Regions from separate parts of the Homo sapiens genome. Here region 2 is linked to region 1. Evidence: chromatin loops called from intact Hi-C (ENCODE). Cell type or tissue: GM12878. All regions are shown on one strand. Region 1 overlaps CAAP1 (caspase activity and apoptosis inhibitor 1). Region 2 holds the start of LOC105376000 (a long non-coding RNA gene).

Region 1 (5,000 bases):
GGGTTCAGCTGAATGTATCTTCTTCTTGTGGGTCCCTTAAATGATATATTTACAAAGTCTCACCTGAATAAACATAGTATGTACCAAACATACACCTAGAGTCTGTGTATTAAATATGAATAAATAGTAAGAGAACAAAAAGACAAGTTACAGATTCACAGAAAACATCTGCAAAACATATGTGACAAAGCACTGGTATCCAAAATATATAGAGACCTCTTAAAGCAACAATACGAAAACAACCCAGTTTTTAAAATGCACAAATGATCTGAGAAGACAACTCACCAAAAATATAGAAATGGCAAATAAGTGTATGAAAGATGTTCAACATCACATATCATTAGGGAATTGCATAAGAAACAAGAGATTACTTATATGCCTATTAGAATGACCAAAATCCAAAACACTGACACTACCAAATGCTGATAGGAATGTGGAGCAATGGGAACTCTCATTCATTGTCAGTGGGAATGCAAAATGGTACACTTTGGAATACAATTAAGCAATTTCTTACAAAACTAAACTTGGTATTTATCCAAATGGGTTGCAAAGTTATGTCCACACAAAAACCTGCACACTATTTTATCCATAATTGCCAAAACTTGGAAGCATCCAAGATGTTATGGGTGAATGGATGAACAAACTGCTGTACATCCATGCAATGGAAAATATTCAGCAATAAAACAAAATGTGTTATCAAGCCACACAAAGACATAGAGGAACTTCAAATACTGAGTGACAGAAAACAATCTGAAAAGGCTACACACTGTATGATTCAAAACTACAGAGATTCCAGGACAAGCATAACTATAGGGACTATAAAACGATCAGTGGTTGTCAGGAGTTGGGGGGGAGAGAGTGGGCAGGATAAATAGGTAGAACACAGAAGACTTTTAAGGCAGTGAAAATATTCTATATATTGTAATAGTGGATTGATGTCATTATAAAATTATCAAAACCCACAGAATGTACAACACAAAGGTTAAGCCCTAATCATAAATTATGGACTTGGTTAATAATAATGTACAAATTGGTTCACTTGGGGAAGAGTTGGTAAGCAGGTATATGGGAACTCTCTGTACTTCCTGCTCACTTTTTCTGTAAACCTAAAGCTGCTACCAAAAAAAAAGCCTTTAATAAAAAATAAAATGTAAGTTCATCGTGTATCAACTATACGATGTAGCAGCCAAAACTGCAAATTAAATCATAGACTATGATGTGCTGTGTGTAAAGAGTTCTGAAACTGGTAACCAAATCTGGATTCAAGCCTAGTATTTACTGTCTTTCCTTTGGTAGGAGCACTTTGGTAAAGAGCTGCTTTCCCTAATGAACTGGGTAAGAGCGTAATGACTAAAAAGAACTCAGTGTCCCAATAATGACTGAAGGTTTACACTATGTGACCTCCAAAGTAGATGCCTTAAGAGTGTGTCTAAGATCCTATGATACACATCACAGGATAGAATGTTTAAAATGAGTACTTAAGGACACATAAAAATAAACATTTCTCTCAAAATACTGAAATCTTTGTGGTGCAATCATGGCTCACTGCAGCTTCGACCTCCTTCCTGGGTTGAAGCGATCCTCCCTCCTCGGCCTCCTAAAACTCTGGGATTGTGGGTGTGGGCATGAGCCTGGCCAGTAATTTTTTTTAAAAGGGGGGGGGTAGAATTTGAGCCTATTTAAAGCAAAACTCTGTGTGCATATTTTGTGCTTGCATGTCTTTAGGGAAAAGATTCTCACATGCGACAGTTAATGTACAAATATTCAAAATAAGATGTAAATATCTTCATTGATTTTGGTCATTTTATATACCATTTAATTATATTATTTATTTTAATGACTGTATTCAAATGAATATATTTTAAGGAACCATTAAACAGATCAAAGACTAAATCAAACATATTTTCTTTTCTTCCAATAGAATAAAAAATGTAGAGATAGCAAAAAAGAGTGTATATTTCACATTGCTTCCATTAAACAATTTAGGAAAACAGTTATTAACCATTCTTCCTAAGTACAAACAATGCACTAGGCACTGGTCTTAAAACCTGACAGCTAGAAAGGAACTAGAAGATCAAGGCCAAACAGCCAACCATTGCTTGAATCCTCTACAACAGCACCACCAAGTGGCTATTTATGTGGCCTGTGTCCAAACACCTTCAGCATCAGAAACATGTCTTAGAAGGCAGTCCACTGTGTTAGACCAAAAAATTTTGTCTAATGATAATGCTATCTATTGGTTCTATTTTTTTTCTCCAAGGCCATACAGAAAAAAATCTAATCACGCTTCCATTTAATAGTCCTTCAAATATTTTACAGCAACTATAAACCTCAACTCCTCAATCTAACTTAACAAAGCTATTTCTCATGTATAGTTTTAAAATTTCTCTCATGAAAACTTCCAAGAAAAAATACAAAAACCATAAGAACTTAATTTTTGAATTTACAAAGGAAAATAGTTCACAAAATGACATACTTCTCCAACTGTAAACTTTAAAGCAACAATTTAAATACAGACCAATATTTTACTATTGCTGAATGTCTTGAGTAAACTTAACATTAGCAGATACTTGATATTTTAAAAATATTGTCTACAAATGAAATACCTTCAACAGTTTTTATTTTTAACTAGAGCACAACTGACCAATTCAGAAAATTTATATAAGCCACCATTATATGAAAAGCAGCAATCTCTGAAATCCTCAAGGAAATTAACATAAGATCTGAAACTTGTACATGTGAGCTTGCACAGGTATGCGCATGCACACATACACCTACACATGTGCTACAGCTGTGCTAATGAGTAAAAACTATAACTGATGTTTCTTATACAACTACATTCTGAGTGAAATGAATGATTTAAGAAATAATTTCTGGCCGGGTATGGTGGCTCACGCCTGTAATCCCAACACTTTGGAAGGCCAAGGTGGGTGGATCACCTGAGGTAGGGAGTTCGGGACTAGCCTGACCAACATGGTAAAACCCCATCTCTACTAAAAATACAAAAATTAGCCGGGTGTGGTAGTGGGCATCTGTAATGCCAGCTACTCGGCAGGCTGAGGCAGGAGAATTGCTTTAACCCAAGAGATGGAGGTTACAGTGAGCTGAAATCACACCACTGCACTCCAGCCTAGGTGACAGAGCAAAAAAACAAAAACAAAAACAAAAAAGAAAGAAAGGAAGAATTTCTAACAGAAGAGTTTCTGTTTTACTACAGTACCAATCATTGAACCAATAGATTATATTTACATTTAAATAACATTTTCACTGTAAAGGTAGTTCCTTTTATTAGCTCATTATTAAAGTGCAGTGGAAGTTAGTGTAAAATCTGATACTCATCTTCAGTACTGCCGGTTTCAAAAATATTTTCTAGCAACAAAGATGAATGAAACCAGTACTAGACAAAAAAATGCCAATTTCAACTTAATTCATAATTAATACTTGTGTATTATTCAAGCAATACTTCAGTATTTTAAATGCTCTAAATACTGATAATGTAATTTAAATAACTTATATACCATTAATAGGTCACATGATATGATTTATTTTATTCTGAAAGAGCAAAAAGAAAATTCAATGCTGCTTTATATTTTGGTCTACTGAACAAAAGGTTACTTTCGTACTAAATAAGCTTCAGTGAATTGTCTCAATTGGTCAAGCCATTAAAATGACAATGCATTCACAAGGAGCTTATATTCTGCTTTTATTGAGCTCACTGTGAACAAAAATAGCTAGTTATGCAAGAAAAGTTAGAGATATTAGATTTTGCAGGTTATGCACATTACAAATAGACAATATTAGTGCACTTAGAAAACAGGGAATAATCTTTATTGAGCCTATCAGGATTTCTATTTCTTGATATACCTCAGCTTGTTTGGTAACTTCAAGCAAGTTACTATCTAGTCAGATTTCAGCTATATTAATATTTATCTGGAAGATGTTTTCCATAAATAAATATTCTAAGTAACTTATCCATTATGCAATAAAACATTTTATATTTTAATCATTTAGTAGATATTCTTCTAAAAGACTTTAATTCCCTGCTTTTTAAAAAAAGGTTAAAACTGGCTGGGTGCGGTGGCTCACGCCTGTAATCCCAGCACTTTGGGAGGCTAAGGCAGGCAGATCACGAGGTCAGGAGATCAAGACCATCCTGGTTAACACGGTGAAACCCCGTCTCTACTAAAAAATACAAAAAATTAGCCGGGCGTGGTGGGGAGCGCCTGTAGTCCCAGCTACTTGGGAGGCTGAGGCAGGGGAATGGTGTGAACCTGGGAGGTGGAGCTTGCAGTGAGCTGATATTGCACCACTGCACTCCAGCCTGGGCGACAGAGGGAGGCTCCATCTCAAAAAAAAAAAAAAAAGAAAAAGAAATTAGCTAGGAATGGTGGCAGGTGCCTGTAGTCCCAGCTACTCAGGAGGCTGAGGCAGGAGAATGGTGTGAACCTGGGAGGCGGAGCTGGCAGTGAGCCGATATTGCGCCATGCACTCCAGCCTGGGCAATAGAGCGAGAGACTGTCTCAAAAAAAAAAAAAAAAAAAAGGTTAAAACTTAATTTAACTATTTGCTAATCATTTAGTCACAACATGAGCATGAACTGTATTGTACAATGGTACTGCTACACTTTGATCTTATGTCTTCTCAACTCTGCTTGATGCCATCAGTGTGTTCCTAATGTCTCATACCTCCTTGAGAACCTGAGTGTGGTTACAGGCTCCTAAGCATAAAAGGCCTGGACTTTTGACATCTGGCTCATTGGAGGTCTTCTTCTCTCCCTCTCTGCACCTTCATGACTGGTTTTTCACATGACTGAAGTTCTCATAAAGAAATCACAGTACAACAGCCTGTTGACACTAGGAAGGGAGTTCTAAACAATTCTGAGTGTGTGAACATGGGAACAGAAAAACATCTTCTCTTACAAGGTAACATTGGCTAATTTGTGGTCTCCATTCCTTTTTCCTAGGAACTGGAAATCAACCTGCCCATTCTAGCTTTTCTTA
Region 2 (5,000 bases), 130 kb before region 1:
TTAACCAGAAACCCACAAGAAGTGCAAGAAATCCAAAGGTGCTGATTATCCGTGGATTATAGGAACAATCGCTACTGTCATTTGTTGAGCAAGTGTCAGGCACGTTTCATTTATAATCTCTAATCCTCACAACAACTCTGCAAGGTAGGTTTGTAATCCTCATTTTATTCATGAGGAAAATAAAGTTCCAAGAGGTGAATAACATGACCAGGAAATAGCCTTTAAAAGAGATTTAAACTTAGGTCTCTTTGAGTTTATGTGCTTTTCTACTTAGCTTTCCCACTTAGATACTACACGACTTCTGAAAAGGGAAAAAATATGTGTATTAGTGTGAACAGGCACACTAACATATGTATACGACATACACATGGGCATGTATCCAGAAAAGGCCAAAAACCATACAGTTACTGAGGAGGACAACTTTCTACAACTTACCAGAACCAAACAGTAATGGATGCCATTAACACACTGATACAGACATATAAATTGAAGAAAGTGGCTTCTGATTATAGGAAATGCTCTCCAAAGCATTTGATTTATAGACTCAAATCAGGAAATAATTTCTCACTGCATACCTTCTTTAGTGTTTACATAGCAACTAAGAACCTAATCCTACTTTTTGAAACTGCCAGACTCTAAGAAAAGAGAACAAGCAGCACATGAAATCATTTCAACAGAATAGCAGCAGTAACGTTGCCACCCTTGGTCTTGGTTGTGCCACTCCTTTCTTCTAAGTTACCAAGGGGCCAAGGGACAGAAAGGAAACAAAGATAACAGAACCAGCATATTTTGGAGAAAGGTGAGATGAGGGGCAAAAGGCTCAGTTCATCTGTCCAAAGATCTCTAACAGAAAAAAAAAAAAAAATTTCAGGAAACAAGACCAATCTAAGGTGCTGCAAAATGAAAAAAAAATCTTCACATCAAATAAGAGCTTTCTTCCTAGAATAAATAAATCCCTCAGATTAGGTAAACACCCAAAATTAAAACACACGATTATTGTATTTCTTTTGTATTGCCAACATGTTCCCGTGCTCCAGTCGAAGCAAAAGATTAAACATCCTTATATTTTTGTTGTGATTTTACTGCCAAATGCAAATATCTGACTGTAAGTAAGTCATTACTCTCCTGCTGTTGTGGTCTGATTAATTCTCACAATATTAGCCAGCAATTCATTTTATCCCTTGGCATCACAAGTCCAGTTGAAGGAGATAAGTAGCTGATAAAAGATCTCTGAGAACAGTTATAAATGATTCACTTTAAAAGAATAATAAAGCAGCCGCTGGATAAGTGCGGCTGAGTAAACCTTCCATACATTGCACAAAACTAATTTAGTTTAAAAAACTTCGGCAAATTATAGTCAATAATCTTCACTGTCACCCCGCTGCTCACAAAACTTTTGAGAAGAAACTTAATGCTGAAATGTAAATATTTAATTAGATTTTAATGGTGAGGTTTATTTTTCCTAAATCTGGTCATCTGTCTCAATTACATTCCCCATTTTTTACAGTTAACCAGGAATTGTCATTCCCATGGGCTTTAGGCATGTTTTCTTTTTTCTAATTCCTACTTAGCATTTGCTTTCTTCACAATGTAGTTCTTGCGGGAAAGGGCTTGGTTTGTTCTGTTTCGGAAAAAAAAAAAAAAAAAAGCAACATTTGGGGAAAAAAAAATACATGTTCTGAGCAATGCTTTTAAAGCTAATTGTCCTTCTGTCCTAATAATAAAGAATCTTCAGCAGCTAAACAATTAATTGTCTTTTTTCTACCTCACTGAACAGGGTAATTAATATGCGTTTGTATTTATGTAACGCCTAAGTAAAGCAGTTCTCTATGTACTTGGAGATTCTAAAGGTATATTTCTTTCCAATGTATTCTGTAGTTTTAATTTTGCACGAATTTGCAGAAATCAGTGAAACGTAACTTGTTTATGTCCCTTCCTCCAAAGCCAATATTAAAATCTGTCTTTCCTTCTGTTAAGCATAAAACTCTTCTGAACTGTTATGGGGGAGATAACGAAACTGTTTTCCTTAGCCTCTGTTCTTTGTTCCAATCATCAAGCTACATATCCCGCTTCAGACCCACCCTTCTGTGCTGGGCTTTGTGATGGGGCAGGAATTCTGAGAACCACCTTGCCAGCTGCTTTGTTAGACTCAGCCAACAGGGGGCACTAAGGGAAGCCGGAGGGTGGAAGGGACTTGCCTGTCCTGTCGGCGTCATGTTGCTATGGGCATCACCCCAGCAGCGTTTCTTCACCCTGGCAGCAGCAACTTGCTCCTGTAGCAGGATTTGATTCCAGTTTGTAGTTTTTCCTGCAATTACAAAACAGCCTCGACTCACGCTCTCGTAGACACCAGCACCAGCAAGGAGTGCATCTTCCCCAGAGTTCTGGGTTCCAGCCCCAGGGGGCCTTTCCTCCAAGCTCCTAGGTTTGACGATTTCAACCTCCTCGCAGACATTTGTTCCCCCAACCCAATGCCTTGTCACTGCTTCCCGAAGCTGCCACATCTGTGATTATCTTAATGTTCACTTTTTGCATTTTCAGTTCATTAACACCTTTAGTGCAATTTTTAATATTCAATTTAGTAAAATGAATCGGTGTGGTTTTGGTCTCCTGGTCTGATCTTGACTGCTACACCCTTGCTTACTTTTAAAGCAGGTGCACCTGAGTTGGAATTCCAGCACTGCCACTTACTAGCTGTGTGATCTTGGCCAATTACTTACAATTTCTGAGCTTTGGTTTTTTTCTTATGCAAAATGGGTATAATATCCTAGAGCTGTTATGCTTAACGAGATGACCTATGTCAAGTGGCTTAAAGACAGTAAGGCCAAAAAATGTTGGTTCCTTTCCTCTTCACCTTCTGTATGTTCAAGTTCTCCTGTTTACAGCAAGTAAGAGTCATGCTCTTTTCTTACCAAAAATAAACGTGTGCTTCCTCCTTCATTACAATACATACTGTATTGTGCCCATTGTATCTCTGCAGTCTCATTCCAGTTAGCTCCTCCATGGTGCCTTAATTCCAGGTGTGATCATCACAATAACTCCTTCAAGCCTGTCAATACATTTTTATGTTAATCATATTCTTTTCCATTGCTTTCTGGCAGCCCAGCTTCTAATTATTTTGCCAATGCTCATGACATTTTTATCTAAAACATTTCTGCATTTCATATTCTCTTCCCATATGGTTTCTGGAACTGTCATTCCCCCCCACCCCCATCTCATTTACCACACACCTTTACTCACCTTTACTCCTCACTCCCCACTTACATTCTCTTACTTTCTGGAAATTTCACATATTGGTATATTAATTCCACATCAGGTCACACATGTCTTTTAGAAACATCAAATTCCCGTCTGCCCATTCACTTTTCCTTTGTGAAGCTTTTAGGGTACGGTTCATAATAGGCCATTGGCAAATATCTGCTGAATAAAAAATTAAGGAAATCTCCATTTATTCCAATCATCAATCTTTTTTGTTCCACCTATTTCAAATTCTTTGGCTTTTACCTTTTGAAAGCTGCTATTTCCTCACTCTGAGCAAGGAAGAATAAACTTGGGTCATATTCCCCTTTCTGTTCTACTCTTTCCATTAATAGTATAATACAAAAACAAATCTTCAAAGACACAAAGAGATATAAGATATTCAAAGATATAAGGCAGTGTCCTCATGTCTAACCCTCTTTTACTCAAAAAGCACTCTACTTTCAATTTTTCTTGTATGTTCCATTGTTTGATAAGACACTTAGGCACAGTATCCACATGGACAAGTCATATTTAGTTATTGGTATTCAGTTATAGTTTTTGTAGCTGTATGCATGTGTGTGTATATATATAAATTAAATATTTGGTGAGTTGGTCTCATTTTCTCAAAAATCAATTTGTTTATATCTACCTTATTGCCACAAAGGTGGTGAGGCAGACAGTCACTGTTAAAAATGGACACTGTTTCCATATGATTATTTTTTTTTTTTTGCTCAGTGTGATTGATCTCCTTTTTTGTGGCTAGGTTATGCCAAACTTAAAGTTTCACAGTTTACTACTTCTATATTAATATTCCTGCTAAAAATAGTCTAGCATCTCTGGTTTCTAGCATTTCACTCTCATTCCCTCTTTTCAAACAAAATGGCATGTTCACATATTGGATTCGTCATTTGTTTTTTTCCACAGAACTCTATTTTTAAACCGCCAGCAAGGAATTCCCCAGAGCTTTGATGAATCAGGTGTTGATTTAATTGTTGCAAGACATGAACCAGACAATTAAAACCATCTGAGTAATAGCCCTCCTTCACAACCATTTTACAGAGAAGGAAACCAAGGCCCAGAGACCTGATGCCAGCTGGCCAAATGACCAAGTGGGAACGGCAGAACTGGGAAGATGTTTCCATCCCCTGAATTTCAAGCCAATGTTTTTTCTCTTTGTTTTTATCTTGTTACCTCTTTGGAAACCCCTAAGCCTTAAGCCTTCTTTCAAATATTGAATGTCTGAAGGGAACTATTTCATTATTTCTAACCTCTTTTCATTCTGCTTTCATGCATAATTTTTCTCTTTTTCTTTCCACCTCACATTGTATAAATAAAAATGTTGATATACCCATGACTCTTTCTCAGCACCACACTGCCCCAACACTGCTACTATGCACAACCTTCTTAATTAAGAGGAAATTCAAGTAAAATAAGAAAATTAAGAAGCTAAAAACATTTGCAAGCATAGAACTTCAAGTTTCAAGATGATGGACTGAACATATAGCATACTCCCTCTCCCTTTACAAATCAAAAGATTAAATGTTTTTTAAATAAACATAATATGCATGTATACGATGCTTGGAAACAAGAAAGGTCACTTCCAATAACCACAAAAATGTAGGAAATTTCTGAAATACATAAAGCTTCTGAGAAGCAACAGAGAAATTCTGCATACCCTTTACAATAGTTCATTAATTACTCCATGACTAAACCACAGCATATTCCTTTATATTATTTTGATAATATCATATATAATTATG

What was found. Hi-C counts contacts between places; a loop is a spot of excess contacts. Peaks named below come from ENCODE experiments on the same cell type or tissue, not always from the same donor. Only the 100,000 strongest peaks of a DNase experiment are listed, where the experiment ranks them.
Region 2: a loop joins it to region 1, with 8 times the contacts of the local background. A loop is called at or near these places in 3 of 110 quality-filtered maps.

What each region holds. Positions count from the first base shown.
Region 1 is chr9:26,854,475-26,859,474 of GRCh38, forward strand. The region is part of intron 5 of CAAP1 (caspase activity and apoptosis inhibitor 1); the gene reads right to left. Among named protein-coding and RNA genes, the nearest start is that of CAAP1, 36 kb to the right of the region's middle. In GM12878, a CTCF peak has its summit at 2,122 (motif pointing left); a DNase peak (open chromatin) is centred at 2,097.
Region 2 is chr9:26,721,524-26,726,523 of GRCh38, forward strand. It overlaps LOC105376000 (a long non-coding RNA gene), which reads right to left and starts at 3,420. Exons shown (of 4, transcript XR_001746638.2): 1 at 3,241-3,420; 2 at 2,913-3,049; 3 at 1-2,308. In GM12878, a CTCF peak has its summit at 2,165 (motif pointing right); no DNase peak of the experiment used is centred here.